Linked DNA regions of Homo sapiens: all the other regions are linked to region 5. The links are chromatin loops, found by intact Hi-C in ENCODE. Cell type or tissue: dorsolateral prefrontal cortex. All regions are shown on one strand.

Region 1 (5,000 bases), 350 kb after region 5:
ATCTTTTAAAAATCAATATAGTTCAGTTAAAATCAGTTTTAGAACTTACAGCACTCGACTCCATATATTATCATCTGCGGAACGTTGCACTTCAGTTTTTCCATATGAATGATGTTAGTGCATTTACATGACGTTCCAGAAGGCTGAGAGATAGCATATCTTAATGCACCAGTTCTCAAATTCTTCTAGCCCAGATCCCTTGTGCAAAAGATGTTTTGACTCAGAATCCTGATTTGTAAAACAAAGGAGGAGGCATTGCATTTCATTGAATGCATGAGGCTTCCTGAGTTTTCTCCGCATCTTCCTTCCATCTTCAGTGACTTTCGTAACAGACTAAGAAATCCCTGGAACTCCATAGAACTTAATGCAGAGCGTAGTGTCAAGCACGAAGCTAGACTAGGACAGGAGTTATTGGCAAGGAGGGAGGCTTTTCAGGCATCCTTAAATCACAGCCTGTAAGTGGTTGCCTACCTGTGGTAATATTGCATTGCTTATCCACAATGTAATTTACTAGGAGTTTCATGGGAAATGAATAGACTAAAATCAACTCCAGTTTCCTTTGTGTCGCTATAACTCTGATTAGCAATGTGACTCAAATGCCCCATGCATTTTCCACAGGTGGTGCCAAAGCAGTGATTCGCACCAGGATATCCATAGGAAACAGAAGGGAAACCATGATTTGCTTATGGGTGCTCTACCCTGTAGAGCAAAATAGAATTTTTTGATTGTCCTTTTGATTGCTACTGCTGTGTTACTACGATTACTACTGTATGTTTTCTTGTTCCTCCCCCTCCTTCTTTTTCTCTTCTTCTTTTCTTTTTTAGTAGTAGAACAAGACACTGTTCAGTAGTGTAGCTAGATGCTTTGGTTTCTTTTATCATTGTTATGTGCAAAAGCAATTGTCAAATGTATTTCATGTGCTACACCATGTTCTTCCCTCAGGAAGAGGAAATCCGAGAGTGATAAAAGCATCTGCAAGCAGAATAAAGGAATCTCAGTCAGTGGATTTCTTCTACAAGTTTCATGGCAGCGGTACTGCAGTGTTTTAGGTTCTTTGTTGGTGGCTGATAATGTGTAAATACCCCATGTTGAATGAATGCAGCTGTCCAAGACCTATGAGGCTGCATTTTCTTTCCTAATCCTACCCCTCCAAAGTGGTGGTTTGCAGCTCTTCAAATCTCTGGCCGCAGCAATGCTTTATTTCTTCTCACCTACCTGACACAGTTGACTCAAAAATTATACCTCAGCAGGGGAAACCACTCCTCGGAAGGGGAAGGTTGCCAGCAATCTCTAAGAGGACAGGAACTCAGGACCTTTCACACTTGGATGCTTTGATAGCCCATCTGACAGACAGGCTTAGTTATAGTACATTTCTTTCAGGCTCAAACACAGAAATTATTCATACAAATCCTCCTTCCAGTCTGTCCTTTATAGAGAGGGCTGAACTTTCCTATCTTAGATCCTGCATGACACTGGCAGTCATGAAATGTAGATTCTGCTCATTCATCTCTCTCCATGCAGTCCATTTTTTATCATTAGAGAAAAAGATAAACTTTAAAAAGTTTTATTTCATTATAATTTTAAACTAATACTGACTGTCAGAGAGGCCGAATTGTGTAATGCTTATAAGCATGAGCTCTGAAGCCAGACCACTTGGCCCTGCTGTGCCTTAATTCACTGACCTTGGGCAGTTTTCTCATCAGTGAAATGGAATTAAGAATAGGGCCTGTTTCATAGGGTTGTGAGGGTTAAGTGAACTACCATTTGTGAAGTGCTTATAAGAACAGATAGCAAATACTATATTCCTATTAGCAGCGTTTCCTGCTTTTGTTGCTATTCTTATTATTGTTTCCTGGGCGTAAAAGCTGAACTTGCCTTCCTTTACTTCTGGAAGATTTGGGCAGAAACCGAAGTAACTTAGTCTAGACTCATGCCTGGGATAGAAGCCTAAAATGACTGGCCCCTGGAAATCTAGACTCTTTGGCAATAGGGAAAGAATGCCTGTTTTCAACTTAGATCTGAGTTTGGATGTTGGTCTTGCCCCTTAGCTACTTGAGTGATAATGTAGAAAATATTTTAAAATGGAAGAGAATAATGCCTATATTGTAAGGTTCTGAAACTTAGAAATGACAGAACAAAGAGCCAGTTCTTGTTATATGCTCAAAATATTGGAGCTATTATTATTATTATTTGAAGAGACAATCTAGCCCACCCTAAATCATGCAGATGTGGAGCTACTTGGTGAGTGCAGAGACTGTTGATAAAGTTTGTCAGTTTATTCAATATTTAAGATGAAGTTTTAAATTTGCTTTGTAATAGAAATAATTACAATGTTTGCTGTATTTATGTATTTATTATATATGCCCACTTTAATACTAGGGAACTCTTCAGAACAGACTGTTAACATTTCTTTTTTGTCTTTTGAATTGAATATTGTAGAAATCAGCTCTCAGGAGGAAGTGTGCAGTCTGTAAAATCGTCGTCCACACCGCCTGCATTGAGCAGCTAGAAAAGGTAAGAGCGCGCCCCCTGCTGCAGTTTTGTTACATTGCAAGTATTTGGTCTTCAGAGGCCCGGTGTAAATTTCCAGTTCCAACTTTTTGAAAACAATGCCCTTAAAAAAAAGCTGGAAGTCCAACATTATTACCAGATTACTAATGGAAAGACAATGTTTAAGGGTCGTTCACTCTCTTGTTTGCTGAAGTGTAATTTGATATCATTTTACGTTGACTCTTGGGAAAAGGAAGAACACAGTTAGATGGAAAAGCCTGGTGTGCACTGATTCTCTTATTATATCATCTCAGTTCAAGCATTACTATCCACCCATAGGCTGTTCCACAAGCTGTTTAAGAAGGAAGAAGTTCTATAAGCTGTTTATAATTGTTGTTCACATATATCTGACTTGTGTGGTTTACGTCTTCCTAAAGTGCCTGCAAGGGAGCGAGCCACGCTGGAAGCCGGCTCTCACTCTGCTGGGGCAGTGCTCCTCCTGTTGCTGCTCAAATGTGTGGGTGGGGCTGGAAGTGACATCCCGGTGGTGGTGTGCCTCCAGAATCAGTGGATTCGGCAAAGTCCATTTATTTGTCATTTAGGGGATGGGAAAGGCTCCAATAGTGAGTTGCCTGCCATCCTCTTTCCTTTCACACTTCCCACTACATTTTAATGTGTGTGTTTCTCTGTGTATTATCTATGTTCTTGAGCTGTCATGGGTAAATGCATTGAAATATTTTAGTCCCCCATGACATTCATGTAGTTTCACTGACATGACCAGTTGATCCTAGCTGATATCTTGTGGCAATGACTACCAACATGTTATCTTAATATTTTCTTTTCTGCCCCAACTTCACTTACTCATCTCTGCCTTCATTCTTTTGCTCCTTTCACTTTATCGAGTAGCTAACCGAAATGTCAATGTGCCTACTAGGAGACCTCCACATCTAAAAGAAAAGCAGTGCTGAATCCTTTTATAAAGAATAACTCTGGGCTGGGTGTGGTGGCTCATGCCTGTAATCCCAGCACTTTGGGAGGCCAAGATGGGTGGATCACGAGGTCAGGAGATGGAGACCATCCTGGCTAACACGGTGAAACCCCGTCTCTACTAAAAATACAAAAAATTAGCCAGATGTGGTGGCACGCACCTGTAGTCCCAGCTACTCGGGAGGCTGAGGCAGGAGAATTGCTTGAATCCAGGAGGCGGAGGTTGCAGTGAGCTGAGATCACACCACTGCACTCCAGACTGGGTGACAGAATGAGACTCCATCTCAAAAAAAAAAAAAAAGAATAACTCTGTTGTCTTTGAATAATTGTCATAATACTAAAAAAACTCAAGTTTATATTTTCTACTTTTACAATCAGAAACCCAGCTGGGTAGTTTAAGCTGCCAGTATCTTTCCTCTGGCTCTTTCTTATCTCAGTTTCTCAAATTTATGGTGTAAGAGCATTATCGTTTAAAGATACTTAGATTTGATTTGTGAGAATGAAGGAAAGGGGTTGGAGATATAGAATCACCTGGGATCTCTGTTGATTATCTAATGTGATGATTTCAAAAGACTAAGAAGAGTATTATTCCTTGTTCTTTGGAGGTTTTGCTTTTCAGTCTCAATATCTGTCACTGTTTTTTTTTTTTTCAGGTAATTCAGTCTAGTCTGATGCTTATCTCTAATATAATATACTTTTCTTTTTGAATGACAGATTAATTTCAGATGTAAACCAACATTTCGAGAAGGAGGCTCAAGGTCACCAAGAGAAGTGAGTATTTCAGAGCTTGATTTCAAGTATCACCTTTGATTTCTCATTGATTCAGTGGATTCATAGATATTCACCAGGGAATAAAAAATAAATTCTATCTCTTTCTGTTGCATGCCAATTTTTTGTTAACACATCAATAAGCACAATCAATAAAATCTTCAAGTCTTTTCAACATGTGCACACTGGACTTTATTCTCATAAAATGTACTGGGGAGTTTAAGGTCTTACCAAATGAACCAGAGACTAGAGGAAGGTGGTAGTGATAGAATTGAAGGGGTAAGAAAGAAATAGACTTTTATTACTTATTTATTTGGAGACAGAGTGTCGCTCTGTTGCCATGTGTTCTGGTTGATTTTAAGTGCATTTTTCAATTTTGAGTGGGTATAAGCCATTCATGGGGCAGCACAGTAACTGGTTATTCCTATGAGCCCTGGAGTCAGACGGTCTGCTTTCAAAACCAGCCTTGATGTGTGTGATCTTGGGCGTCTCACCTAAGCTCTCTAAATCTCAGTGTTTTCATTTGTTAAGTAAAAAATAAATACATCATAAGCTAGAACTATATTCAGTTCTCAGTCCCTGACCCTCCAGTCTGGTCGTGAAGATAAACAGGTAAAGAGGAAGTTAGAATGAAGAGTTGTTACTGATGTGTTAGTGGGAAGCAGAGGTATGACAAGAGGAGACAGCACTTATTTGTTCACATTTTATTTAGCAGAGACAGCAAGCACAGTTCAGGCAAGAACCCTCCTGTGTTA
Region 2 (5,000 bases), 400 kb after region 5:
TTGGTCCTAGCCCAAATCCAATAGTACAGATACTTATCTCATTTGAGAATAAAGAAATTGACTTAGAAAAGTTAAGTCTAAAGGCATGCCTAAAGTGACACTGGTCTATAAAGGACAGAATTTGTTCTTGAATCCTGGTCTTTGTCTCTTCATCCGATTATCTTCCCACTCTCTGAGGCTTCTTATCAATACTCTTCTATGGGCTTTAATTTTCTGTTATTTTCTTCTGAGTTTGGATGAGAAAATATTTTCTTTATCCACGAAGTATATATTTTACATTTTGAGACAAGATTCCTTCAAGTTTTACAATAAACAACTGGAGATTTGAAACCCTTTAGTCATCCCATATAAGGAAGGTAAGTTGTATAAATAGGATTGACCCACTGGTCCAAGATGATGTTCTTATTACTAAAGACAATGGGCATTGTCCAGAATGTATTAATTACAATAAAACTTCTCTTATGGGAGCTTATGATTTAAATGAAATATTATTCTTCCTTTCATCTCTGCCTTCAAAATTCTCAAAAACTTGATATGGTAAAAATGTGTATTAACATTTTGGAGAACAAGGAAAAGAAATTTGTGTAAGCAAAGAAACCATTTGTTTTCAAGTCCTGCATTTTTGAGTTGCTGAGAGATCTTTATGGAGTAATGATGGCAATTCTAAGACATCATTAGAGGAGGACCTAGACATGGGTTTCCTTGAAATGAGGTTTAATTTTCCCTGAACAATACCCACTCTCTTGGGCTAGTATCCCTATGTTCTATCAAAGGTTAGAGATGCAGTTGGGAACCCTGAAACATGGAAATGTAATTAGTTCCATGATTTTGGCCACCTGAGCACCACATATCAATTAGTTTCAAATATATTTTGTCATGACAGTCCACATATAAGATGCATTTATTAAATCATTATAAGCTCTCTTTCCTAGGGCGCACAGAGGCTAGTAAGTTATCTATTTCTTTAAGGAGCTGATGATCCAGTTAAGACATAGCCTGTTCCTATTCCAGTCTATGTGTAAATTATTAATGACGGGGACTTCAGAGATTATCTAATATTGCTTCCTATTTCACTAAATAGAAAAGGGAGGTCAAGGAAGCTTAAAATGAATTTTCTAAAGACATCTTGTAAATGACACAAAAGGAACAAATGGAAAATAATTTAAGCAACATTAACTGCATGTGACTTCTAAATTGAGTGGCTCAGACTGCAGTGCTATGATATTTCAGAGGTAAGCAGTGACTTGGGAGTGATAAGGAAATGGTGTCATGGACATGGCTGAAATCAAAGATGGGTACTACTTAGTTATGCAGAGGAGAGAAGACTGGAAGGTCTGTCCTTTTCCTGCTCTTTACTGTGGCAGATTCCTGTTCAGCAAATTCTTGTTCATCCTTCGAGGCTCAGTGGTGCCTTTCTGAACCATTTCTCGAGATCAATCATCCTGTCCACTATGCCCCGATAGCCCTTGGTACACACTTGCATGATATGAACAGTAACATAACTGCTCTATGTGCGTCTTCACTGTTGGGGTACAGGTCCACCATTGAATCTGTGATTTCTAGAACACGGCACATAGTTAAATAATTGTATAATAGGATTAGAAGAACAGATGTCATGATGCCGATTATTCATTTTGAGGACAATATGATGAGTGGTGCATGCATATTAAGTTATTGGAAATGTGATTAAAGATTAGAATGATCCTATGGAATCACGTCTTCAAGAAACAGGATACTTCAGGTTGAAGACTTTGGATTTATGCAATGGAAACTAGTTTTTTTGCTGTTTAAAATATTTTAGTTTAAAAAATCTTTTGGCTTTTGAACAGAGGAATAATATGGTGGAATTTAATGTGCGTATGATTCAGATGGGAATTGTGCTAAAATGCAGATTCTGCTTCAGTAAGTCGGGGTGGGCCCTAAGATGCTGCATTCGTAATAAGCTCGCAGGTGCTGAGACTGCTGCTCAGAGAACCATACTATGGTTAGCAGGGGCTTACTGTGATAAATAGAAAAATAGATACTTTTTGTTAAATCTTGAGTTTTGCCTTTTAATAATTTACTTATTCCACTCACCTGCTTTTAGATATAAAGGATTCCTATCTCCTTCTGTCTTTGAAACTTAGGCTTTAGACTTTTTTTTTCTTTTTTTTTAAAAAATTTTTAACTTGCTTAGTCTTCTAAGTAAATTACTGGACAATATTGCCACCTACTGGCAAGAAAAATAGCTTTTTCTCTTTATATAATATTTTACTTGTGTAAGAAAAACATTTTGAAGGAATGTATTGGGATGAACCGTGTAAGGACTGCTTCTATGTCTCTCTTTTAAGAAATCCCATATTTTAAAACTCTTTAATTTTTTTTCTAAATTGATACATTCTTTTTGTACATACTTATGGAGTACATATGCTATTTTGATACATTTATGGCATGTATAATGAGCAAGTTAGTGTATTTAGCACATCTATCACCTCAAACATTTATCATTTCTTTGTGTTTGAAATATGTCAAATCTTCTAGCTATTTTGAAATGTGCAATATACTGTTGTTAAGTATAGTCACCCCACTGTGCAAACACTAGAACCTATTTCTTCTATGTAATTGTATGTTTTTACTCACTGTCCAACGTCTGGTCATCCCCCACACCCACCACACCCTTCCCAGTCTTTGGTAACTATCATTCTACTCTCTACCTCTGTCAGATCCACTTTCTTAGCTCTACTACATATGAGTGAGAACATGTCAATTTTTGTCTTTCTGTGCCAGGTTTATTTCACTTAACATAATGACCTCCAGTTCTATCTTTGTTGCTGCAAATGACAGGATTTCATTCTTTTTTATGGTCAAATAGTATTTTATTATGTATATATACCACAGTTTCTTTATCCATTCTTCCACTGATGAACACCTAGGTTGTTAAATCTCTTCTTTTAAACTTAGCAGTAATTGTCTCTTTGTTTTTCCAACACTCTTAAGGTAGCGATGACACTGGGTGTTTTGCAAAGCTGTAGAGCTTGGTAGCACTGCTGCTATTATTTTATTGGGATTTGACTTATTTGAGGAATCAGGGACCAAAATTTCAACTTTTTTTATTTTATTTTATTTTATTTTATTTTATTTTATTTTATTTTATTTTATTTTATTTTATTTTATATTTTTGAGACGGAGTCTTGCTCTGTCACCCAGGCTGGAGTGCAGTGACACGATCTCAGCTCACTGCAACCTCCACCTCCCAGGTTCAAGCAATTCTCTTGGCTCAGCCTCCCAAGTAGCTGGGATTACAGGCATGTGTCACCACACCAGGCTAATTTCTGTATTTTTAGTAGAGACGGGGTTTCACTATGTTGGCCAGGCTGGTCTGGAATGCCTGACCTCAGGTGATCTGCCCGCCTTGGCCTCCCAAAGTGCTGGGATTATAGCACTGTGCCCAGCCAAAAATTTCAACTTTGAATACCTCCTTCGGTGGAAAGAGATAGTAAGTGTAACATAAAGTTTACTCCAGTGCAATCCCCTCCTATGTGTGGAAACTTTCGAGTACTAGAGAAATACGTCCCCTCCCTTACACTTCTGTTTGCCTTAATGTCAAAACTTAGATTTTTCTTTGAGGTCCTGGACTCATTAGCATCTTTCTGAGTTTTATAGAATCCTGTGATATCTCTCAGTGTTTCCTGCTTTCACACTGTCTCTCCCTCACGTTCTCTCATGACTTTCTCTTCCAGTGACCTAGACTTTAACTTCAGGGTAAAGCAATGTTCTGACCTCTAGGATGATTCTATCTGATCATCCCTGAGAGCCAAGGGATCCAGACCCTGGCTTTGCACACTGTTCGATGTGGAATCCTGGGGTAGAAGTATGGCAGGAGTTGGATCCTTGGATTACAGGTCCCAGGGTCTTTATCAGTAGGGTGATCGAGGAAGAGGTGTCCAGTCTGTGGACAGACACATGGCAGCTGAGTTTACACCACCATCTGGGAATCGGCTTTCTCAGACTAGGGCCACCCCTCCTAAGTCAGGGGCCAGTCACATCAAGGTGGGGAGAAGGGGAAGACAGAAAGAGTAAATAACTTCAGATGAGAAATTTGAGTCCCAAAACTGTTTCTAAATAATTGGACAAGCAACTTTAATGAAGTAGTTACTTTTTTGCAGTACTGGAAACTTCTCAACCTAGTGATAATTCAAGGATCATTATGTTTAGATAAAAGTGCAGGCTCCCTAAGGTTTAGAGTAGGCAGGGAAGAGGGCAGAGGGAAGTCAGTAGACGAGGACACTTGTCAAAATGCAGCCTCAACATCTTCTTGTCCAGCTAGCCTCAACAGATGGAATTAAAACAACCAAATGATGAACCTATGGAAAGTCCTATTTCTGAAATCATAGTATTGGTGGGAGGATTGGGCAGCTAAGACCCAAACTAGCTCCTGTGATAGGTCTGGTTCCTTAGTCTGTAGCCAGAGCGATGCATAAAAAATGTCAGTCTGGGAGAAAAAAAAGCTGGTCTGAATCTCTTAATGAAGACTTTTCAGTGACTCCTTGTTTTCTATAAATTAAAGCCTAAGCCTCTCAGCATACATTATTTAAACCACAGCTCACTTCAGCTGTCTCCTCTCTCGCAACTCCCTGTCTCATGGTTCAGAAAAGTGAACAGAATGTAGCTTTTTCATGGGATGTCTTGCTGTTTCACACCTTTTGTGCCTTTACCCTGAAGGTTCTTCATCTATTCGAGGTGGAAAGAAATAGTTAAGTCTACTCATTTTTCAAGACACATTTCAGATATTTTACTTACAACGCCTTCTAATCTCTCAACTTGGGCTTAAGAGTGTTTCCTCTGGGCACTCATCCTCCTTAGCAGACGTCTGTATCAGAGAAGTTCCCATCTTTGGTGAATTAATTTATTTTGTATTGCTCTCCTTCCAGTAAGTTCTGAGATCCCGACGGTACACATGGACAGAGTAGGGGCCTAATACGTATTTATCAAATAAATGAGGCATTCTATTTGGATTGTTT
Region 3 (5,000 bases), 190 kb after region 5:
CCCTTGTAGTCTGGCTGGGCGCGGTGGCTCACGCCTGTAATCCCAGCACTTTGGGAGGCTGAGACGGGCAGATCACAAGGTCAGGAGATCAAGACCATCCTGGCTAACACGGTGAAACCCCGTCTCTACTAAAAATACAAAAAATTAGCTGGGCGTGGTGGCGGGCGCCTGTATTCCCAGCTACTCAGGAGGATGAGGCAGGAAATGGCATGAACCTGGGAGGTGGAGCTTGCGGTGAGCCGAGATGGCGCCACTGCACTCCAGCCTGGGCGACAGAGCGAGACTCTGTCTCAAAAAAAAAAAAAAAATTCCCTTGTAGTCTGAAGTTCTTGGATTTTCTGTGTGGGTACAAAGCTGTGGGTCTGGGAACACAGCTTCGTTGAGGAGTGTTATCTGGTGTAACGTCTGTGAGTAGGTGTTTAAATGTGGGCTGTACTCAATAGCTATATTAAGAGGTAGCATCAAGCAGGGAGTGGAGCACCAGGTTCCCAGTTAAGCTGGAGTTTAAATATGCAAGTCTTGTTTCAGCCTTTGATCGTGCTTTTGACCATGGCTAAAGCACTTAATCTGTCGAAGAGCCTTAGGATCATCACCTGTAAAATGGAAATTTCCACTTCTGTGCAGTTGGGAGGGCTTTTTGTAGAAGCTTTATTTGACAATGATTTTTCTGTTGCTTAGGTCATTTGAGGGGAAAAACATTATTTTAAAGTTTAACGTTATTTCTAATTGTCTTAGGAACTATCAACATACATGGAAATAGAAATTATCTGTGTATTGATTTGTGTGTAATACACTTATGCTGAGTTTTTCCTGAGTTTTTGATCCATAGATAGATAGGAATCTGGTGGGAGTTGGAAATATGGGCAAAAAATGGTGGGAGGGCCAGGTGCGGTGGCTCACGCCTGTAATCCCAGCACTTTGGGAGGCTGAGGCAGGTGGATCACCTGAGGTCTGGAGTTCAAGACCAGCTGACCAACATGGTGAAACCCCGTCACTACCAAAAATACAAAAAATTAGCCGGGCATGGTGGCGCATGCCTATAATCCCAGCTACTTGGGAGGCTGAGGTAGGAGAATCCCAGCTACTTGGGAGGCTTGAACCTGGGAGTCGGAGGTTGCAGTGAGCTGAGATTGCGCCATGCACTCCAGCCTGGGCAAAAATAGCAAAACTCCGTCTCAAGAAACAAACAAAAAAATTGTGGGAGATGGGAATATGTGCCAAAATGGTGTGACAGGAGCTCAGTTCATGAATGTACAGATACACAAAGCTTAATGGTCCACTTGAGCCATCTGAGGAGTGCACTTGTGTGGTTGATGACACATTTCTGGACTCCTAAATATTAGTTTATGCTTATTGAACTTTTGACCTAGAGGATTATTATGGAATGGAATCACATGATGAGCAGTTTGGACCAACTTCAGAGCAATTCTAAATCTCTGAGTTGCTTGTTTGCTTTCGGGTTGGGTGTATTTCCTTCAATTTTGTCTTAGAAGGTTTTTAGCTTGGTAGCCTGCCATCTTCTCAAAATATTCCCAGTTAGCTCATCTTTGTAACCAAATGGAATAAACGGTTTCTATATGATTCTCATGCTGTAAGACAATGTCATTGATAGTGTGTAGCCAAGTAATGGTGAAGCCAATAAGAATATTCAAAATATGGAGCAACTGGTACTGGTTGTGGATGACTGATAAGTTCGTACTAGTACATAGTGTCTGATGTTAGCCCCTGCTGTGGCTAAGAAGGCCTGGGACACATATGCATAGGAATAAAACAGATGTGGCATATTAAAGACTGGGTAAGAACGGGTAAGAAAGGCATGGGAAGGTACCTTTTAGCATTGGCCTCACTCAGATACAGTTTGCATTCTCTACATTCATAGGACTCTTATCATTGAAATAATCCACTGGTATCTGCAGATTGATTTTCCAGTAGGAGTGATGGTCAGTGTGACCTACCAAATATCCTCACATCTGGTCTGCAAGGGCTTTATTAATCACTAGTGAAATTATGACCATGGTCTGTGACTATAGGACTGTATTGGGGGAAGGTGAGTCACAATTCGACAGCAACAGTCTTTACTTGTTCTATACACATAAGAAAAGTACTCATTGAAGAGTATGTTTTCCTCATTCTGAACTCAAATAAACACTTTGTTATTATTGAATGTACGTCACTTATCACCTTTAGTATTATTTGAGAGTTATAGGTATATATATCTTGTGGCCTCTAAATAATTGTAAAATCCTGAGGGCAAAGTAGTTAATTCATTCAATAAATATTTATTAAGCACCGAGTATGTGTCAAGCACCTACTGTGTGTTATAGACACTGAATACAAATGAATTAGACAATGAGACACTTTGAACTGATGACACTTTGAATCGAATTGATGAAAGGATGATGGGGAATTGTTCAGCTGAAGAGGGGTGGGAAGGGTCTTCTACAAAGGTCAAGAGGTCAGCATAAGCACAGGTATGGCCATGGGAAATGACTTGGCTGATTAGGAAATAAAAAGCAAGTTGGTAACCGAGAAATATAACATGATCAGTTGGGTCAAGAAGTGAGACGAGAATGATAACAGTGTTTATCACTTAAATTGTCATTTTAGTGTTGCTATTCAGTGAGGGAGATTTTGTCATAACTCCTGGGATGCTACTGGCATCTAGTGGTTAGAGGTCAGGCTGCTGATAAACATCCTGCAATGCACAGGATGGCCCCTCACAACAAAGAACTCTCTGGTCCAAAGTGTCATTAGTGCCAAGGTCGAGACTCCCTTCTTCGGATCTTTTTACATTTGGATTGCATCATTCAGGTCTTAACTCAAAAGTTCCTTCTTTAGCAGCTTCCTTACTCACCCCCTATTGTCATATAAAAATTTGCCTCTCCTTCTCTGTCACTCTCTATTACAAAACAATGTTTTTTGTCTTTATACCTTTTGATACCATCTAATGTTATATTATGCATTTGTTTATTTTTATTATCTGTCTCTCCTCTTTTAAAATATAAGCACCACAAGGTCTTTGATTGGTTCACTGCTGTATCTCTAGAGCTTAGAATAGTGTGAGGCACATTGGAAAATGCATGGAAAAGTTCAATATATGGGTGTTCTGAGTGGAAGAATGTGGTAAGTTGGACATAGACTCTGAGTTCCTGGAATAATCACAGTAGTTAACATTCATTTTTACCATTGATACTAGGCCCTGTTCCAAGCATTTTGCATGTATTAACTCAATCCCCAAAACAACCTCAGGGGGTAGGTATCTGATTATTTCCATTCTACATATGAACCAACTGAGAAAGAGAGTTATTTTCCCAAGATGTACATCTAGCAAGGGGCAGTGTTCAAGAGGTAAATTGCCCAAGGTGATCTTGTGTGTTTATTCACACATGCTTTTTGTGGCTATTAGTCTGAGAATGCTATGGGGAGTTGGGGGTTAAGTGACTTGGGAATTGGATTTGAGGGGTTTCAAACAATGCATCCAAAACATAGATGGACGGGAAATATAATGAACTAAATGTTGGTCATATCGCACTCAAGGGACCTGTGAGCCATCAAGGTGAAGGCTAACATGAAAAGGATTCTCTCATTCAAGAGAATGGTTTCAGATGAAGTGTGGAATTTGTAATGGGAACTGAAATCAGGAGAGCAGACTTGATTATTTAGGGACAGGTTGATGATGGGAACAGACCCAGGGAACACCCTGACATCACAAATATATAAGGGCCTATAATATAATATAAAAGGGTACCCATAATGAAAATAGAAAGAGCAGTAGAGTCACATTTCAAGTTCTGCTTTGGGCACAAGCTTCTATCTAAAGTCTCTTTTCTCCCTTGTAGAACTAATCTTTTCTCTCTCTGTTCTACCTACAGTATTTTATATTTTCAATGTATTAAGTGACATAAGAGAGGTGTTAGATAATAGCTAGTACTACGAGTGTCACCTAAGCCCGTAAACTTCCACAGGCCTACATCTTCATCTTTGTTCATATCCATGTCCCTAGCGTGAACATCCATAGCTGACATCTAGTAGTCTTTCAATATTAATAAATAGATGATGTTGAATATGTGAATTAGAAAATGTTTATTGGGAGAATAAATGTATCATTTCATTAGAAAATTTGTTTGTAACCCACATCAAAAGAAGAAGAAGAAATGTGTAGATCAGTGAACTTTTCTGTTGTTTTTTCTATTTCAAAATACACTCAACCCCCGACTTCTTAGGCAAGCCATTTAGCTAATTTCTGAAAGGGAGCAGCTAATCCAGCACCAAAGCCTGTGCAGAAGCTGGGCCAGCAACTCAAATAAGATGATTTTCTGAGAATGACCAGCCATGTTGGCTTCACATATGGAAGACGAGTTTCTGAATTCTCCCTCCTCTCGGGTGGCACATGGTGTCTTCTCTTTCTAGCTGCTCCAGGACGAAGGAGGGGGGATGAATTTTTAAAAGATTCAGGGGAAGGAATTCAGGTTCTAGAAATATCCAAGAAAAGTAATAATAAAACCAGTAATTCTACTTTTATGAGCCAAAGGTCAATATTATTTAGTTTTTTTTTTTATTTTTTCCTGGGAAGAAAAAAGAGAGCTGATCTTTTGGGTAATTATTGATATTTCCATGTTTTCAGCAGGATTCAAGTTAGCCAAGGAGAAGCATAATCTTTCATTATCCAAACTGGAGATGTCTTGAGTAATCCAGTGGCAGGAATTGCTGCTGAAGGAGTGTATTTTCTTTTAGTTCATCTGCCTTTTTGACCTAAAACCAGCGTACCATTTTTTTGTTTTAAAATATACGTGATATACATACATGGTTTGTCTACCTCTGGAATATTTATAGGCTCATATTCCTTTCTATACTTGTTCTCTAGCGGGGGTGCTTATAACATTTAATAATACTTACAGAGTCTGTTTCTTAGTCTCATTTCAAACCTCAATGTTTGTGCCAGGTTGTTTGGAGCAGCTCAAGTCTCTGAGGTTATTTTCCCAAGATGTATATCTAGCAAG
Region 4 (5,000 bases), 110 kb after region 5:
CAGCTAAGATTACAGTTTAGCATTTAATTACTCTTATCCTTTCATGGGTATCAGTTCAGTCTCACAGTCTTGATCACAAGCTGCTTGAGAGGTAGGGTTTGTTTTGAGTCCTCCATGGCATTTAGTATGGAGCTAAAATGCAATAGGGACTCTGTTTGATTAATTATAAACATGCCATTCTACTGTGGGTTCCATGAGATGTGCTACTGTTCTTGTCTTCATTGTTGATGGACATTCTGAGACTGCTGAAGCCAGAGGCTTCTGTGGAAAGAGTCTGCAGATGTGTCCCTGGGTGCTCTGCACTCTTAGCTAAAAGTGGAGGAGAGAATTGACTCCTGTTGTGTAGAGAGCACCTTATAAAACTGCATTTTCAGAAGGAGAACAACAAAATTCTTGCACAAAGCAGGGCTGCAAATGAATCCTTCATCACTCCAAGGCCAGGAAATCTCTAGGGATGTGGGAAATGACTTCTCTGCTTTTTCTTTTCATGTTTTAGCGAGTAGGGTGCTTCCCGGGAAATAATGGGTGGAGGCTTCTTTATTCTTTCCCTTGAATTATAATCCCTAGGTTATAACACTCACATGGGGGTGTCTTCCCCATCTTCCCATGCCCTTCAAAATACCCATCTGTCACCCAAAGCAGATGGGGCATCCTTGTCTCAGAGCCTTCTGTAAGACATTGTAACAGATTCTCATCATCCCATTGGGAGGTGATTCTTCAGTGGTCCCAGTTCTTTTTCTTTGACCCTTTTCTGCTCCTTGGTCTGCACAGAAACTGCAGGGATCAGGCCCTCTGGTCCTGACAGAGGAGGAGAAGAGGACCCTGATCGCTGAGGGCTATCCCATCCCCACCAAATTGCCCCTGTCAAAATCAGAGGAGAAGGCCCTGAAGAAAATTCGGAGGAAGATCAAGAATAAGGTGAGCTCTTCAAATCTAGGCACTTCTAGAGCAGAGACGAGCAGAATCGAGTCAGCATCCCTTTCCCTGCCTTCCCAACGGCCAGCACTACCCCATCCCATGGTGGAGACCAAGGCCCAGCCCTTCCCTTCCCTAAGCCCTGGGAGGAGCACCCTCACCACGTGCCCCTCTCTTCCTCCAGCCCATCCCATCCCTCTTGAGGCCAGCAGACTCCCAGATCAGTATCTACCTCTTTGGTGCCCACGATGATACATTTACGGGTGGGAGGAAGCTATTAGAATTTCCATCTAGTTTTTTTTTTTTTTTTTTAACTCAGCCTTTTAAATTTTGGGTGTATGATATATACAATAGTTTCCTCTAGTAGACATATATATGTACTCTATGTATCTATATAAAATACAGCATATATATATATTATATATATATAAGATACAAATACATTGCAAGTGCTTGGTTAATTTTTTTTTTTCTTGGTAGGGTTTTGTGATCACAAAACTTCTGCAGTTTGCTGGTCTATATTTGGACTCAGTAGTCTCCTACCCCTGGGCCCCTCAGTGCTGAGCAGGCCTGATGAAAACCAGGGGGATGGCTGAGGCACAGGCCTACCAGGAGGGAGGGGGCAAAGAGGGAAGGAAGACAAGAGCTTAGTGTCACTCTATCCATGTGCGGAACCAGCAGCAAGTTGATGTATGACCAAGCCAGCTGTCTTATTTTATATATGTACTTCAGCCAGCAGAGGTCCAGGAGTTAAACTCATTTATCTGAGACCACACTGATGGTTTGTGAGCCACATGTTCTGGCCTGGCTCTTCACTCAGTGTCCATTGTTTTCTTTTCTTTTCTTTCTTTCTTTTTTTTTTTTTTCATACAGAGTCTCACTCTGTCACCCAGGCTGGAGTGTAGTGGCATGATCTCGGCTCACTGCAACCTCTGCCTCCCAGGTTCAAGTGATTCTCCTACCTCAGCCTCCCAAGCATCTGGAACCACAGACGTGTGCCACCATGCCCGGCTAATTTTTTTGTTTTTTGTTTTTTGTTTTGAGATGGAGTCTCTCTCTGTCACCTAGGCTGGAGTGCAGTGGCACAATGTCAGCTCACTGCAACCTCTGCCTCCCGGACTCAAGCGATTCTCTTGCCTCAGCCTCCCAATTAGCTGGGATTACAAGCATGCACCACCGCGCCCAGCTAATTTTTGTATTTTTAGTAGACGGGGTTTTACCATGTTGCCCAGGCTGGTCTTGAACTCCTGACCTCAGGTGATCTACCCGCCTTGGCCTCCCAAAGTGCTGGGATTACAGGCTAGAGCCACTGCGCCTGCCATTTTTTTGTATTTTTAATGGAGACAGGGTTTCACCATGTTGGCCAGGCTGGTCTCGAACTCCTGACCTCAAGTGATCCGCCCACCTCAGCCTCCCAAAGTGTTGGGATTACAGGTGTAAGCCACTGCTCCTGGCCACTCAGTGTCCATTTTACTGGTGGCCTGGTTTGTAGGAAAGTAGGTGTGAGTTTGGCAGCTAGAAACCCGGGAGGACAGACTAGTCAATGAACCAGCAGCTTAAACAAATGGCAAGCAGCTTGCAGAAGTAAGCAGGGCTTTGGTGACTTCTACGCTAACCACCTCCCATCTTAACTGGTTTACTTACAGAGCTGGAAATTAATCATTCTCCTCCCACTCCTCTCTCTCAGATTTCTGCTCAGGAAAGTAGGAGAAAGAAGAAAGAATACATGGACAGCCTGGAGAAAAAGTAAGCCTGCTGGCAAACTGTTGCGTTCATCGGGCAGTATGCACAGGGAAATATGGGTGTGCGGAGAATCGGGGAGAAGCAGTTCAATTCCTCTTTCTGGCCACCTTGGAAACCCGGTGGTTTATCAGCTGTGGTTTGCCTGCCACCTAGTGGTTATTTGGAGGAGACGTCTATAATAAAGCAAGAAAGAAGTGAAAGTACCTTAGTAGGTGTTTGAATCATACCACTGCCAGCCAAGGACCCCGGAGTCCTCACAGACTTCTTTTCAAACACATACAAATATTAACATTCCTGCACATTCCTGGAACTTCTAGCAGGAGAAGCCCTGTTTTAGCTGAAAGGAGCAGTGCTACTTAATCAGCCCCCATTGGCCACACTCCTTCATGCTCTAGAGAGGGCACATAGGGAAAGAAAGATGTCAGGTTGGCAGCCTTTATTTTCCAGCCACTACAATTCATGTTTTTTTTTTTTTGCAAAAACACTTGAAGGCAATCTTTGTTCTTTTGAAAAGTCTGTAATATCAGGCGGGCTGTTAGAAAAAGATGAATTAAATACAGTTTTGTCTTAGCCCTGGAAGTTAGTTCTTTAGCTAACAAACCAAGATATTTTTAAGATGGGCATGAGGCCCCAGACCCAGAAATGAACTTCATGTGGATCTGGGGAAAGGAGTGGCTGGTGGTTCCTGGCTGTTTCTCAAAGCTACTATTGAAAGTTTAGTGCTTCTATCACCTGACTTAAGTACTGGTAATGCAGCATTAAGTATAGTTGGCTCTCCATATCTGGGGGTTCAGCGTCCTCAGATTCAACCAACCATGGGTCTAAAATATTCAGAAAAAAACTTCAATAGGCTGGGTGTGATGGCTCACTCTTATAATCCCCGTGCTTTGGGAGGCCAAGGTGAGAGGATTGCTTGAGCTCAGGAGTTCAAGACCAGCCTGGGCAACATAGCCAGACCCCCTAAAAAATAAAAAAAAATTAGCCAGGCATGGTGGTGCACATCTGTGGTCCCAGCTACTCAGGAGGCTGAGAGGGGAGAATCACTTGAGCCCAGGAAGTTGAGGCTGCAGTGAGCTGTGATTGTGCCACTGCACTATAGCCTTGATGATAGAGTGAGACTCTGTCTCAAAAAACCAAAGCCAAAACCAAACAACTCAATAAAAAAAAACTACAACAATAAAAAATAATACAACTATAAATACAAGATAACACATATTTACATAGTATTTACATTGTGTTTGGTATTATAAATAACCTAGAGATGATTAACATATACTGGAGGATATGTAAAGGTTATATACAAATACTACACCATTTTTTAATCAGGGACTCGAGCATCTGGAGATTTTGGTATCTGTGGGGAGTTCTGGAACTAATCCCCCCTGAATACCGTGGGAAGACTGTAGTCCCATGCTGTCCCACCATTTTCTATGGGCATCCAGGGTCAAGATGTTCCTATGAAAGTCTCTTTACTGTCTCTTTTGGGCATGCGTGCCCCAGCACCAGGATTCCTAGTCCTGGGCTCTCGTCCTGCCCTTTGCTTAAGTCTCTTCACTTCTTATCAGTCCTGGTAAGAGTGTAGCTGGGAGTATCCAGATTACTGTAGTATAGAGGGAGAAGTATGATGGGCATTGAGAACACTAGGGAGGAGGTGAGAGGAAAGAGGTTGTAACACCCTAAAAGAGGGTCATATTTTGTACTGTCACTATTCATCTTTCATTATTCAGGCACTCATCACTCAGCTCCCTCTTTTTTTTTTTTTTTTTTGGAGACAGAGTCTCGCTCTGTGGCCCAGGCTGGAGTGCTGTGGCATGATCTTGGCTCACTGCAACCTCTGCCTCCCAGGTTCAAGTGACTCTTCTGTCTCAGCCTCCCAAGTAGCTCGGATTACAGGCACACACCACCATGCTCAGCTAATTTTTGCATTTTTAGTAGAGATGGGGTTTCACCATGTTGGCCAGGCTATTCTTGAGCTCCTGACCTCAAGTGATCTGCCTGCCTCAGCCTCCCAAATTACTGGGATTATAGACATGAGCCACTACGCCCGGCCCCAGCTCCTTCTATTTTTCTTTTTTTTTTTTTTTTTTGAGACAGATCTTGCTCTGTCACAAGGCTGGGGTGCAGTGGCGATCTTGGCTCACTGCAACATCTGACTCCTGGGTTCAAGCGATTCTCCTGCCTCAGCCTCCCGAGTAGCTGGGATTACAGGCACGTGCCACCACGCCCAGCTAATTTTTGTATTTTTAGTAGAGACAGGGTTTCACCATGTCGGCCAGGATGGTCTCTATCTCCTGACCTTGTGATCCGCCTGCTTCGGCCTCCCAAAGTGCTGGGATTACAGG
Region 5 (5,000 bases):
CCCAGGCTGAAGTGCAGTGGCATGGTCTCGGCTCACTGAGCAACCTCTGCTTCCCAGGCTCGAGTGATCCACCCATCTCAGCACCCTCGTAGTTGGGACTACAGGCTCATGCCACCACACCCAGCTAATTACTTTATTTTTTGTACAGATAGGGTCTCCCTGTGTCGTCCAGGCTGGTCTTGAGCTCCTGGACTCAAGTGATCCACCTCCTCAGCCTCCTAAAATGCTGCGATTACAGGTATGAGCCACTGCACCTGGCCTGTCCTAAGACTTCTATCATCCATGGACAGTCCTTGTTTTACTTTGATTCTTCTCAAAAAGTAGTTTATGATCAGCTACAGTTCAAAAGTTACTTCTTCTTTAGGGAAGTTCATGGAGAGGACTCTGATGGGTGCTCTTGAATGCAGGTTTCTAAGTTTGGAGGCTGTGTCATTGGACTAGAGAGAAAATTGCCAGATCTTTCATTGAAGAGCTGATATGTTCATGAAGATTGCTGGCCCAGTCTTGGACAGAACAAAGGTTAATTACTAATTTATAACTGAACTAATTTATAACTGAAATAATTTTTTATGCCTTTTTTGTTTGAAACATTGCTGATACTTTTTTGTTTTGTTTTTCAGAGTCAAGAAAACTTTTTTTCTTTTCCTTTTTTGGGAGATGGGTTCTTGCTCTGTTGCCCATGCTGGAGTGCAGTGGCATGATCTCAGCTCACAGAAACTTCGACTGCCCAGGTTCAGGCAATCCTCCCACCTCAGCCTCTCGAGTAGCTGGGACTACAGGTGTGCACCACCACACTGAGATAATTTTTTGTATTATTATTTGTAGAGATGAGGTCTCACTATGTTTCCCTGGCTGGTCTTGAATTCCTAGGCTCAAGCTACTCTCTCACCTTAACCTCCCAAAGTACTAGGATTACAGGCATGAGCGACTGTGCCCAGCTGAAAACTTGAGTTATTTATAGCTTTTTTTTTTTGAGACGGAGTCTCGCTGTCTCCCAGGCTGGAGTGGCGCGATCTTGGCTCACTCCCGAGGTTCCGCTTGCCAGGGTTCCGCCCCCCAGGGTTCACACCATTCTCCTGCCTCAGCCTCCTGCGTAGCTGGGATTACAGGCGCCCGCCACCTCACCCGGCTAATTTTTTGTATTTTTAGTAGAGACGGGGTTTCACCGTGTTAGCCAAGATGGTCTCGATCTCCTGACCTCGTGATCCACCCGCCTCGGCCTCCCAAAGTGCTGGGATTACAGGCGTGAGCCACCGCGCCTGGCCTATTTATAGCTTTTAACAATTGAGTATACTCTCGTGAGTAAAATTTCTCTCTACCTGATTTCTCCAGGACTTGGAAACTATTTGAGTATTCTTAATTTATGTCAGTACAGCTATTTGCTTAGGTTCAATAAGAATCTGTTTTTGTTTTTGTTTAGTAACAGGTCACAAGTGGAGACACTGGGTATTTTACCAAGGCTTTGACTGGAATGGCATATTTTCAGATATGAGAAGACTGCTTTGAGGAATTGAGATTGACTTTATAGAGCTTATAGCCCATCAGAAAAACTGGCATGGTGGTGTGTGCCTGTAGTCCCACCTACTCGGGAGGCTGAAGTGGGAGGATTGCTTGAGCCAGGGAGGTCGAGGCTGCAGTGAGCCATGATCCCACCACTGCACTCCAGTCTCAGTGACACGGTGACAGCCTGTCTCAAAAACAACAACAACAAACTCCACAGACCAAAGTACAGATACAGTTGATCTTTATTCATGGATTCTGTATTTGAGAATTTGGCTACTTGCTGATATTTATTTGTCACCCTAAAATACTCATGGTATTCTTATGGTCCATTTTTTGGACCTGCACAGAACAGTGAGAAATTTGAATCTCCTGGTGTGCCCCACTGCAGCCAAAATTTGTTATCCTGGTGAGGTCAAACAAGACCAAGTTCTGTCTTCTCGTTCTGGCTGTCATATGGTAAAACAAGTATCATTTTTGTGGTCAATTTAGTGCTACACATAGCATTAAATTCATTTTTGTGGTGCTTTGTTGGTGATTTTGCTGTTTAAAATGGCCCCAAGCATAAGGGTAAAGTGCTGTCTAATGTTCCTAAGTGCAAGAAGGCTGTGATGTGTTTTTTGGGGAAAATAGGCATGGATAAGTTTCGTTCAGTCGTGAATTACAGTGCTGTTGGCCATGAGTTCAACGTTAATGAATCACCAATATATATTTAACAAGGTGTCTTTAAACAGAAACACACATAAAACCAGGTTATCTGCTTTTATTTTGTTTCTGCATGTTTATCAGTTGATACACGTTAAACATAGATTGATACATTTGTTTCTTTATATGTACTGATTGCTTGATGAAATTGTCATGAGCAGAGTCTCCCAGGAACCTAACCCCTATTTTCCCTATGAGCAATGGTTCAGTGTCTGTGATGATTTTGTAGAACAGAGCTACTGCAAATAATGAGAATAGGCTGTACAAGCAGCAGCATGGACCCATCTCACAGATGCGTGAGTCAGACAAGGAGTATAGGCAGTAAAATTCTGTTTGCATCATGCTCAAGACCAGGCAAATCTGATCTATGGAAGCCAGAAAGGCAATGACCTCTGGAGAAGCACTGACTAGCAAACAGCACGAAGGCACTCTTTAGGTTGATGAAAATGTTCTCTCTCTCCACCTGAGGGTTGCAAATTAATCTGGAATGTGAGATGTGGTTTTATTTTACCACTGCTGGGGCCAGGAGTGGCGGCTCACACCTGTAATCCCAGTACTTTGGGAGTCTGAGGCAGGAGGTTCGCTTCAGTCCAGGAGCTCGAAACCAGCCTGGGCAACATAATGAGATTCTGTCTCTATTAAAAATAAAAAAAATTAGCCAGCCATGGTGGTTTTATTTTATGACTGCCCAGCTCTTGCAATCTTTCCCTTTGGGTTTGCTAGTTGCATTGTTCCTCTTTAGCCACTTGGTGGCAGTGTTGGAGAAGTGACCAAAACGGCTGAAATTGAAATTCCGGTCTTTTCTAGTTCAATTAAAGGGCTGTTTGTTTCTGGCTGTGTCCTCCGTCCTCCTTTAAGGAACCTCTTGCCTCCACCAACCTCTCTTGTGACACGGTGCCAACAATCTCCTAAGGGGAGCGCCCTACAGAGGTTGGAGGAAAAATTGTGGCAAAGCAGTGTCAATCCTTGAACCTCTCTATCCCTGCGTCTTGCCTAACCCTCCCGCAGGCCCTTCACACCATTTCATGCCTGATCCCTTTCTCTGTTCCTCTCCTGCCCTGCTAGCCCCGCTCCTTGGGCACTGGGTGTGCCCTTAGGCTGTCAAATTCAACACACCGAGGCCGTGTGCGGTGGCTCACGCATGTAATCCCAGCACTTTGGGAGACCGAGGCAGGTGGATCACGAGGTCAGGAGTTCTAGACCAGCCTGACCAACATGGTGAAACCTCGTCTCTACTAAAAATACAAAAATTAGCCGGGCCTGGTGGTGTACGCCTGTAATCCCAGCTACTCAGGAGGCTGAGGCAGGAGAATTGCTTGAATCCAGTAGGTGGAGGCTGCAGTGAGCTGAAATGGCGACACTGCACTCCAGCCTGGACAACACAGCCAGACTCTATCTCAAAAAAAAAAAAAAAAAAAAAAATATTCAACACCCTGAGCCTGATCTTCTATCACCGGGAGAAGGTCACATACCGGGAAATTGGGACATGCAAAGCATATGATCCTGGTGTCATACAATTGATGTTTCTAGAAGTAAAACCTGTTTATCAACATGAAGAATGCTTCATCCTTTTCCAGTCAGCTGCTAACAAGAATGCATTAAATCCACACTGGAGGATGGGGGATTTTCAAGATCTCTTATTAAGTGGTAAGAGCAAACTGCAGAGAAATGTGCATAATAAAACAGTGACTGAACTTCTCTCTGTCTCTGTGTATTTGTATATGATTATATGAGCATAAAGGAAGTATGGAATGATACGTACCAGGCTGTCACCACTGTGTTCTTGGGATGGGATGGCCATGAGCAGATAAACAATGGAAAAAAAAAATCTTCACTGCAAAATGACTCATGCGAACGGTAACATGTATAACATTTTAATCTCATTTATTTAATTACAGGTTAAGATGTATATCTCTGTATAGCTATGTGTGTGCATACATAGACACACAGACACATATACTTATGTATAAATTAAAGCTATTTTTTCCTATATATTTTCTGCCTTTTACATTAGGCCTAGACCTTGTTCACACCAAAATTATAAAAGTATTTTATCTCTGGTTTCTCTGGATGGCTTTGTTTTATTTTACACTAATATCCTTAGTCCATCTGAAGCTTTTTTTCATATAAGTTGTAAGGTAGGGGTTTAATATAATAAAGTTTTATTTTCAAATTTTCTACAGTCTTTAAACAAGCTGTAGTGTATTAGCAGCCTCCACACAGTGACAGGTTAGTACGAGTATAAATTCAGCATGTAATTGTGAAGCCGAGGGGTGGCCCTGGGAGGGTGGAGTTCAAGATCTCCTGAGGTCAGCAGAGGTGGAGAAGGACCAACGTATGTGACTCTGGCTGCTCGTACCTGTAGCTCTTCCTGTTGTCCTGGGGCCTTTGGCCATTTCTGAATTTGCCAAGATGGGAAGAGGTCTGTTTCCAAGGGCAGGCTGCTTTCTAGGTTTTCAGAGTCCACCCCCCCAAACCCCTTTGAGAAACCGAGAGGCAGAGAGACGTGTTTCCTTGGCTTCAGGCAGAACGGTTCTATCCAGCACCCCCATCAGGGGCTATTCTCTATCAATAAGCAATCTACAGCCAATTGAAGCCAAGGCACCTGTGCCGTCTCTTTCCAGCTCATTTTCTACACCAGGTGGACTTCTCAGCGGTGGGGAGCAGCTCTCCTTCTCCCCTCCTTCTGTCTGACTCTTTATCCCAGTACTCAGAGTTCTCATTACCAAGTTATTTCACATTCCTGAGGCCTATCCTGATTTCCTGGATTTCCTAGGAAGGTATTAGATTCTTGC

The links. Peaks named below come from ENCODE experiments on the same cell type or tissue, not always from the same donor. Only the 100,000 strongest peaks of a DNase experiment are listed, where the experiment ranks them.
Region 1: a loop joins it to region 5, with 10 times the contacts of the local background. A loop is called at or near these places in 83 of 110 quality-filtered maps.
Region 2: a loop joins it to region 5, with 6 times the contacts of the local background. A loop is called at or near these places in 28 of 110 quality-filtered maps.
Region 3: it touches region 5 in a loop (4-fold over the local background); 14 of 110 quality-filtered maps call a loop at or near these places.
Region 4: it touches region 5 in a loop (10-fold over the local background); 110 of 110 quality-filtered maps call a loop at or near these places.

Annotation. Positions count from the first base shown.
Region 1 is chr7:137,653,980-137,658,979 of GRCh38, reverse strand. It overlaps DGKI (diacylglycerol kinase iota), which reads left to right. Exons shown (of 33, transcript NM_001321708.2): 4 at 2,440-2,514; 5 at 4,192-4,248. Among named protein-coding and RNA genes, the nearest start is that of DGKI, 190 kb to the left of the region's middle. In dorsolateral prefrontal cortex, CTCF peaks have their summits at 2,312 and 2,518 (motif pointing left); DNase peaks (open chromatin) are centred at 2,509 and 2,978.
Region 2 is chr7:137,603,467-137,608,466 of GRCh38, reverse strand. The region is part of intron 10 of DGKI (diacylglycerol kinase iota); the gene reads left to right. Among named protein-coding and RNA genes, the nearest start is that of DGKI, 240 kb to the left of the region's middle. In dorsolateral prefrontal cortex, CTCF peaks have their summits at 1,984 and 2,185 (motif pointing left); no DNase peak of the experiment used is centred here.
Region 3 is chr7:137,814,622-137,819,621 of GRCh38, reverse strand. The region is part of intron 1 of DGKI (diacylglycerol kinase iota); the gene reads left to right. Among named protein-coding and RNA genes, the nearest start is that of DGKI, 30 kb to the left of the region's middle. In dorsolateral prefrontal cortex, a CTCF peak has its summit at 2,694 (motif pointing left); no DNase peak of the experiment used is centred here; H3K27ac peaks cover 1,847 bases.
Region 4 is chr7:137,901,620-137,906,619 of GRCh38, reverse strand. CREB3L2 (cAMP responsive element binding protein 3 like 2) reads left to right here. Exons shown (of 12, transcript NM_194071.4): 6 at 772-918; 7 at 2,603-2,661. Among named protein-coding and RNA genes, the nearest start is that of CREB3L2-AS1, 49 kb to the left of the region's middle. RefSeq lists an enhancer at 2,084-2,584. In dorsolateral prefrontal cortex, CTCF peaks have their summits at 2,608 and 2,810 (motif pointing left); a DNase peak (open chromatin) is centred at 2,799; H3K4me3 peaks cover 497 bases; H3K27ac peaks cover 566 bases.
Region 5 is chr7:138,006,965-138,011,964 of GRCh38, reverse strand. All of the region lies in intron 2 of LOC124901752 (a long non-coding RNA gene), which reads right to left. Among named protein-coding and RNA genes, the nearest start is that of CREB3L2, 7.4 kb to the right of the region's middle. In dorsolateral prefrontal cortex, CTCF peaks have their summits at 2,748 and 2,952 (motif pointing right); a DNase peak (open chromatin) is centred at 3,042; H3K4me3 peaks cover 348 bases; H3K27ac peaks cover 392 bases.